3 separate regions of the Homo sapiens genome follow, and all the other regions are linked to region 3. Evidence: chromatin contacts called from ENCODE Hi-C data. All regions are on one chromosome and are shown on one strand. The core of a region is the stretch at or near the end of the contact, and the rest is flanking DNA. Distances in the headings are between cores, read along the strand shown. Region 1 overlaps LHFPL3-AS2 (LHFPL3 antisense RNA 2). Region 2 has its middle 54 kb from the start of SYPL1. Region 3 has its middle 59 kb from the start of SRPK2.

Region 1 (2,700 bases), core at 13-2,512, 530 kb before region 3:
GGCTGGAGGCTGGAATAGGCTGATGGCTTCTTCATGTACATGCCTAACAGTTCATACTGGCTGTTGACTAAGGGCCAGCAGCATCACCCACACCTGGCCTCACTATGTGGCCTGGGCTTCCTCACAACATGGCAGCTGGGATCAAAAGGCAAGCATCAGCAGCGTGCAGTAGCACATGTCTGTAATCCCAGCGCTTTGGAAGGTCAAGGCAGGAGAATCACTTGAGCCCAGGAGTTTGAGACCAGTCTGGGCAACATAGTGAGACACTGTCTCTACAAAAAATTTAAAAATTATCCAGGTGTGGTGGCACACACCTGTAGTCCCAGAAACTCAGGAGGCTGAGGTGGGAGAGATTGCTTGAGGCCAGGAGGTTGAGGCTACAGTGAGCCCTGATTTCACCACTGCACTTCAGCCCGGGGAACAGAGCAAAACTCTGTCTCAAAACAGGGGGAAAAAAGGGAGGAAAAAAAGTATTCCAAGACAGAACCAGAGAAAAAAGTATTGCCTTTTATGACCTCACTCTGGAAATCATTCAGCATCCCTTTGGCCATGTTCCATCACTTGGTGCGGTTACAAAGATCTGTCTAAATTCCTTAGAAAGGAAGGAGACATACACCCCACCTCTCATGACACAGCGTAGAAAGAGCATGTAGGATGTGATATGTAGCTACATATTGGTGTAGCCAACTTTGGAAAACACAGTTTGCCACATTGTGCTTTATCTCAGTTAATCCTCACCCCCAAAAGAAACTGTATGCTATTACTATTTTACAGTAAAGGAAATGAAAGCTCAGAGAAGTGAAATAACTTTCCAAAGTCACACACTTAGTAAATGGCAGAGTAGAGATTCTGACTCCAGTGTCGAAGTCCTTGATCCCCAACCTGCTCTTCCTGCCATAGGTCACATTGCCTTATCTACAATTACAGAAGCTGGAAGTTCAAGTTCCAGGTCTCCTTATAAATATGTACAAGTTCTTAGAAGAAAAATAAATATAGAGGCATTGGATTCTCTGCTCCTTCTATACTCAGGGCTGCAGCTTCAGAGTAGACTTTATAGAAATATTCTATTAGGCCCAACAGTACCAAGTACATTCACAGCCCAGGGGAGACATCAGTGGGCTTCATATGCCGCCAAAGAATAAGCCCAAAAGTACCTGCAAAATGGCCAGTGCACTTGGCACTGTTAGTTGCCACCATTTGGACCTTATCCAATTGACCCTAAAATTGGCCCAAGTACTTGTGGTAGCCAACTTCCACAAGGTGGCCCCAGCGATCTTTACCTCTGGGTATTCACACCCTTGTGTAATCTCCTCCCACACTCTGTCAAAGTCGGTCTGTGTGACCAACAGCATAAGGCAGAAAATGGTGTATTACTTCCAATATTTGGTTTTAAGATACCATGACTTCCATCATGGGCTCTCTCATCACTCACAAGGGAAGCCAGTCGCCATGTTGTGAGGACAGGCAGGCAGCCCATGGAAAGGCCTGGAAAGCAAGGAACTGACACCCTAGCCAACAGCCAGCAAAGAACTGAGGCCTGCCAACAACCATTTGAGTGAGTTTATACACAGATTTTCCAGCCCCGGTCAATCCTTGAGATGACCACAACCCCAGTGAACAGCCTGGCTGCAACTTCATGAAAGACTGCCTCAGAGCTACCCAGCTAAGCTGGTCCCAGATTCCCTGACCCTCAGAATAAATGTTTATTGTTTAATGTTTACATTTAATGTTATCAATAAACCGATACCTTTAGGGGTCATTTGTTACATAGTAATGGATAACTAACAGAGTATTGAATTTAAAATCATGATTATCTGTTAGTAGAAAGAGTTGGGGCTTTGGAGACAAGCACACTGCCTTTAAATCCTGATTCCACCACTCCCTGGGTGAATAGCATGGACTCTCTGAGCCTCAGTTTCCTCATAAGAATGGGGATGATAAATTTATTCTCAAGACTGAGGATCAAAGGAAAGAAGTTAGAACAGGGAATATTCCTCTTCTTCCTTCTCAACATTTAATTTTTTAATTTTATTTATATTTATATTTTATTTTATTTTATTTTTGAGACGGAGTCTCACTCTTTCGCCCAGGCTGGAGTCAAGTGGCACAATCTCAGCTAAATGCAACCTCCTCGCCTTGGATTCAAGCGATTCTCCTGCCTCAGCCTCCCGAGTATCTGGGATTACAGGCACCCGACACCACACCCAGCTAGTTTTTGTATTTTTAGTAGAGACGTGGTTTCACCGTGTTGGCCAGGGTGGTCTCAAACTCCTGACCTCAGGTGATCCATCGCCTCGGCCTCCTAAAGTGCTATGATTACAGGCGTGAGCCACCACGCCCAGACCCTTCTCAACATTTTAAAACCGGAGTGAGGAATTGCCTCAGAGCAAGCACAACTTGCTCTGGTGATAATAATAATTGTACAACCAACTTCACTTATACTTTTATTCTTTCTATAGACACATTAGAAAGAGTGTAGCATTAATAGTAACATATCATGTATGTTTAAATCCTGTTATGCAGAAATGATAAACCAAAAAATCTGCTTATAGTATAAGAAAATAGTTACATTATTAAACAAACACCGTGAACATATTTTAGCTGCTTCCCATCTACATATAATCGGTCAACAATTCATAGACAACTATTTATTGGGTTCCCATTATGTCCCAGATATTGTCCTAGGTTCTATGAGGAATG
Region 2 (2,700 bases), core at 10-2,509, 610 kb after region 3:
CTTTCTCGCTTTAGGCCAAGTGAAAATAAAGGCATCTTCATAAACATTTGCTTTTTTTCTTGGTTCATGATATGACTGTACAAACTGCACTTGTGTATACGGCTTTAAACCCAGACTTCAGGCAGGGGGAACAGTCAGTGCAAAGGCCCCCAAGGCAGGGACGTCAGGAGTCCATGTGGCTTGGTCAGAGTAAGAAGGTGGGAGAGTGGTAGGGAGTGAGGCTCATGGAGTGAGAGGTGGGCAGTGTGGACCTGAGCATGGGCCCCAGAGAAGGTGCAGTTTCAGGACAGAAGCACAAGGTGGCACCGTGACACTCCCCTCAGTCACTGTGGACCGCATGTGCGGTGGTAGAGAAGACACATCTTCTTATCCTCCAAAATGGCTCTGCCAGGGAATGAAAGTCCAGCCGACTCCAGCAAATTAGAAACTGTACTCTTAGGACTGGAAAAGCTTTCGAGACCTCTCAATCAGGGAGGTTTCCATGTGGGGTCCATGATGCCTATGCATGGACTCCAGGACCCAGGGGATCCCCTGAATTGCAGTGTGCTTTTCAGGAGAAACCTCCAACATTTTCACTCCAAGGGGTCTATGACCCAAAAAAGGTGAAGAACCTCTGACTACCACTGGTGCTCCCACCAAGGCCAGACTTGACAAGAACTTCCTCAGCAACAGGCAGCCCCGGCCAATTCCACATTATTACCAGGTGCCTGGAGACCTGTGAGTCCTTTGCTATCTCAGTGGAGGCACCCAGTAATGCTTGGAACCGCTGGGCCTGAGGACACTCGGGCTCTCCTTCCAGAAACTAGAGCTTTTGTGAGGGGCCAGCAAATTTGCATACGTGCACCCGTGCACACACGCACACACCCCTCTCTCCACTGTCTTTAGATTGAAGAAATCACATCTTCTGCACATGAACGTCCTGTTGGTTCTCAAAGGTGCCTGGATGTTTCTGTGATAAGTAAAATATGATTGCACAATGTGGTTACTGAATTTGCAGTCACTTTGATCATTATATAGTTTCTCACCCACTGGATGTTTTATAGAAGTCTAATATAGAATTGATCTAATTGAAGTTTAATATATATTCGACTCTATGTGTCCAATATAATGAATGGGGCAGGGAGTCTGTCAGATATTTTGAGCTAAATGAGAAACTTCATAATCAAAATGGTGGGAGCCACAGTCTGGTGAAAGGGAGGGGTCGTGAGTGATGTCTGATGGCCAACAGGTGAGCTGGGACGGCGCAGGGGGCGCGGTGGGGGCAGGACAGGAAGCTGCGTGGGCAGCAGGTGGAGGGTGTGAGCAGAAGTGAGACTGGAGCCTGTGGGGTTGCTCAAGTGGAACTGCAGAAGGAGATCAAGAATGAGGGAAGATGCAAATTTTTAATTCAGCATCTTCTAAAAAAAAGTCCCAGAAATGACTGTATTTGCTATTGGTGTTTTAAAATATCCATTAAATACCACATTTGCCAGCATCACTTCTCTTATCCCGGCTGCTCTAGCAGCCTGAATTCTGCCTTTTTCTTCCCTGAGAGCTGGGCTCAGGGAACCCGCGTATCGACCTCAGGGGGTCAGGCCTGCAGGTGGGTGGCTCCCCTGGGACTCTTTAAAACCAAACCCCGAGCAGAAAGGAGAGGCTGAGGTTTGGGGCTCCTTTAAAGGCCTCCTCTCAGCTTGTCTCCAGTTCACTGCCTAAGAATGTCCTCCAGACACAGGCTCTGAGGCCAGAGCTATTGAATATTTATCAAGGCCTCCTGGCAGACGTGGGAGACTGAGAACAGGAAAATCAGGCCCAGGCGGGCATCTGTGGAGCCTGCCTGGGTGCTAGCCAGATGCTGCAAGATTCAAGTTGCCCGTTGACTCTGCAGAGCCTGCCCCGCCCTGTCCTCCCTCCTCGGGGAGGCGTGCATGGGCCTGGCTGCTGTCAGGGTGTTTGCTTCTTGTCACCATCCTCCATACTGACTTCCATTGCAAGCCCTGCCCCACTGTGGCTCCATTGTCTGCAGTGGCCTGGGCTGACCAGCTCAGCCTGGAGCCCTGCCCTGGGACGATGCGGGCTAACACAGTGACACAAAGCCCTGCTTTGTGGCCCTGACAGGAGGATTTATCATTAGCTGTGAGATGGTCCCTGGCAGATCCTGGCATGTGGTGAGCAGACAGATCTGTGCTGATCACAGTATTTTGAGTACCCCCAGTTGAATACAGCATCTGGGGCCCTCAAATCTGCCACATGGATCTTATGGCTTCAGGCTCACTGGCACCTTTTGTGTTGGCCGAAGTACGGGTAGGGGGTAGATTAGGAGCACTAGCTTGTACCCAGTGACGTCTGGGGGCTGGTTTACAGGAAAGGCACCCTAAGGTTGTGCAGGCCCTGACATGTGGTCCTCCTGGCATCTGGGGACAGCATGTCAGGTTTGGGGTCTGCCCATCCTTGCCTTGGGCACAGGTCCCCAAACAACAGCAGCATCCCTGTGGGTGGGATATCTGACCAGCAGAAAATGGAAGTGAATATCTCTTTGATCTTGGAGTGAGGAAGAATTTCTTAAAAATAACACACCAAAAAATCACAAATCATAAAAAAGAAAGATTCATGATTTCAACCACGTTAAATTTAAGAACCTTGGTTCATCACAGGTATTTTAAAGAAACTCAGAAGATAAGCCACAAGCTGGGAAAAGATATGTGTAGCACTTAAGTGACA
Region 3 (2,700 bases), core at 141-2,640:
TTCTCCTGCCTCAGCCTCTTAAGTAGCTGGGACTACAGGCACCCGCCACCATGCCTGGCTAATTTTTGTATTTTTGGTAGAGACGGGGTTTCACCATGTTGGCCAGGCTGGTCTCAAATTCCTGACCTCAGGTGATCCACCTGCTTTGGCCTCCCAAAGTGGTGGGATTACAGGCGTGAGCCACCGTGCCTGGCCAGCAATTTTTTTTTTTTTTTTTTTTGAGACTGAGTCTCGCTCTGTTGCCCAGTCTGGAGTGCAGTGGCGCTATGTCAGCTCACTGCAAGCTCTGCCTCCCAGGTTCCCGCCATTCTCCTGCCTCAGCCTCCCAAGTAGCTGGGACCACAGGCACCTGCCACCACGCCTGGCTAATTTTTTGTATTTTTAGTAGAGACGAGGTTTCACCATGTTAGCCAGGATGGTCTTGATCTCCTGACCTCGTGATCCACCCGCCTCGGCCTCCCAAAGTGCTGGGATTACAGGCGTGAGCCACCATGCCCAGCCAGCAATTTTTTAAAGTAGTGAAAAATTCACATGGTAAGAGAGGAGAGAAAATGAGTTATTGCTCCAAGCACAGATGACAACTCCTGGAAGACTGGGCCCAAGTTCTGGAGGGAAGATGATCCTACTTGGCATCACTTCGTCTTCCTACCTCTGTGGACAGCCAATCCCACCCAGATGGGACTGTGTACAGGCTTCTTCCTTAGCCTGCAACAGTGGGAACTGATGGTGCTGTGATGGGTCCACAAGGAGACATGTGCAATGGAGTTGATGACAATGTTGTTTAGGGTGATGAGGAGTTAGAGGCAAATCTGATGTCCATCCCTGGAGCTCCGTGTAGTCCACGTGTGATGGGTGCACTCCATGGAGTACTCTGCAACAGTTAGCATTGAGGGATTCTCTGGAGAAAGCTGAGGTCCGGAGGAGGGATGTGGATCTCTGAAGGTCTCTGAGCAACAGTCAGTGGCAGGGCCAGGACTTCAGCCTGTGCATTTTGACTCCTGGTTTGACGTCCTTTCCTCTTTATCACAGCAGCCTCCAGTGCTTTATTTACTTTTGGATTTTCACCTTTTGGAGTTATCCACATCATGACTTCCTCCTAATTAATGTGCAGGGGTCCTAAGAAACCAGGATGGCACAGGAAAGAAACAGACTTTAGCTCCACTTTATTAGACAGATATTATTATTAGAAAAAAGGATCAACTAAGACTCTATCATCTTTCCAGCTAATGGAAGGTGGCTAACTCGTTAAGTGGAATGACTCTGTGTCAGCTTGACGAGCAAGTTTTTTGGTAGTGAAACATTTGTCTAGGCCAAAACAGGTAGTAAGATCTTCTATGTTGAAAATTAATTTTGTAAACAGGAAGAGAGAAATGTAGAAAACAGGATGAATGTGGCTAGTAGAGAACAGACGTGGGTGCTGGGCTAAGGAGAGTTATGTTCCCCATTTGCAGCTCTCAGAGGGTGCAGGTGGAGTTGAACTGAGCTGAAACAAAAGCGTTCCCAAGTGCGCCTAAGTGGTTTTTTTTGTTGTTGTTGTTGTTGTTTGTTTGTTTTGAGACGGAGTCTCACTCTGTCGCCTAGGCTGGAGTGCAGTGGCGAGATCTTGGCTTACTGCAACCTCTGCCTCCCGGATTCAAGAAATTCTCGTGCCTCAGCCCAGCAAGTAGCTGGGATTACAGGCGCCCACCACCACGCCCGGCTAATTTTTGTATTTTTAGTAGAGACAGGGTTTCACCATGTTGGCCAGACTGGTCTTCAACTCCTGATCTCAAGTGATCCGTCTGCCTAGGCCTCCCAAAGTGCTGGGATTACAAGTGTGAGCCACCGCTCCTGGCAGTGCCTGACTATTTTCATCCTGTAAAGTTATGGTTGTGAATTCTTGCGCTTAACCCTGAGCCCTCCCAGTCATGAAAATCCATTTTCAGATGGTTACTGTGGACACTGCAGCAATCTAGTTATTATGGACACCATAGGAACTTAGTTTAGAAACAAAATTTCAATAAAGAATAACTCCTACAGCCTTTAAAACCCAACCCTCAGCTGGGCGCAGTGGCTCACGCTTGTAATCCCAGCACTTTGGGAGGCCGAGGCAGGCAGATCACGAGGTCAAGAGATCGAGACCATCCTGGCCAACATGGTGAAATCCCGTCTCTACTAAAAATACAAAAATTAGGTGGGCGTGGTGGCATGTGCCTGTGGTCTCAGCTACTCGGGAGGCTGAGGCAGGAGAATCGCTTGAACCCGGGAGGGGGAGGTTGCAGTGAGCCAAAATCACGCCACTGTACTCCAGCCTGGTGACAGAGCAAGACTTTGTCTCAAAAAACAAAACAAAACAAAAACCCAACCCTCAAGAAAGTAAAGATAGGCCAGGCTCAGTGGCTCAAGCCTGTAATCCCAGCACTCTAGGAGGCCGAGGCAGGCAGATGGCTTGAGCTCAGGAGTTCAAGACCAGCCTGGACAACATGGTGAAACCCCATCTCTACCAAAAATACAAAAATTAGCCTGTAGTGGTGTGTGCCTGTAGTCCCAGCTACTTTTAAGCCTGGGAGGTTGAGGCCTCAGTGATCCGTGATCGTGTTACTACAGACAGCCTGAGCAACAATGAGATCTTGTCTCAAAAGAAAAAAAAAAAAAAAAGAAAGTAGACAACCCATGGAATGGGAGAAAATATTTGCCAATCGTATACCTGGTAAAGGATTT

What was found. Hi-C counts contacts between places; a loop is a spot of excess contacts on that map. Pooled maps may share reads with other maps.
Region 1: a loop to region 3 is called in a pooled map, with 2.4 times the contacts of the local background. The contact joins two enhancer-like sites. A Hi-C loop is called at or near these places in 2 of 168 maps with a recorded cell type or tissue (CD4-positive, alpha-beta T cell and PC-9), 2 of 37 single-sample maps with no recorded cell type and 5 of 50 pooled maps.
Region 2: a loop to region 3 is called in a pooled map, with 3 times the contacts of the local background. The contact joins two enhancer-like sites. A Hi-C loop is called at or near these places in 1 of 168 maps with a recorded cell type or tissue (PC-9), 1 of 37 single-sample maps with no recorded cell type and 3 of 50 pooled maps.

What each region holds. Positions count from the first base shown.
Region 1 is chr7:104,921,794-104,924,493 of GRCh38, forward strand. All of the region lies in intron 1 of LHFPL3-AS2 (LHFPL3 antisense RNA 2), which reads right to left. Among named protein-coding and RNA genes, the nearest start is that of LHFPL3-AS2, 3.5 kb to the right of the region's middle. Within about 2 kb of position 1,263, at least 16 of the 41 ENCODE cell types and tissues checked have a DNase peak (open chromatin) inside an H3K27ac peak, as active enhancers do.
Region 2 is chr7:106,056,817-106,059,516 of GRCh38, forward strand. No RefSeq gene overlaps it. Among named protein-coding and RNA genes, the nearest start is that of SYPL1, 54 kb to the right of the region's middle. RefSeq lists enhancers at 1-18, 529-578, 1,424-1,975, 1,659-1,818, 1,849-1,948 and a silencer at 2,289-2,408. Within about 2 kb of position 1,260, at least 17 of the 41 ENCODE cell types and tissues checked have a DNase peak (open chromatin) inside an H3K27ac peak, as active enhancers do.
Region 3 is chr7:105,446,966-105,449,665 of GRCh38, forward strand. No RefSeq gene overlaps it. Among named protein-coding and RNA genes, the nearest start is that of SRPK2, 59 kb to the left of the region's middle. RefSeq lists an enhancer at 1,204-1,323. Within about 2 kb of position 1,391, at least 2 of the 41 ENCODE cell types and tissues checked have a DNase peak (open chromatin) inside an H3K27ac peak, as active enhancers do.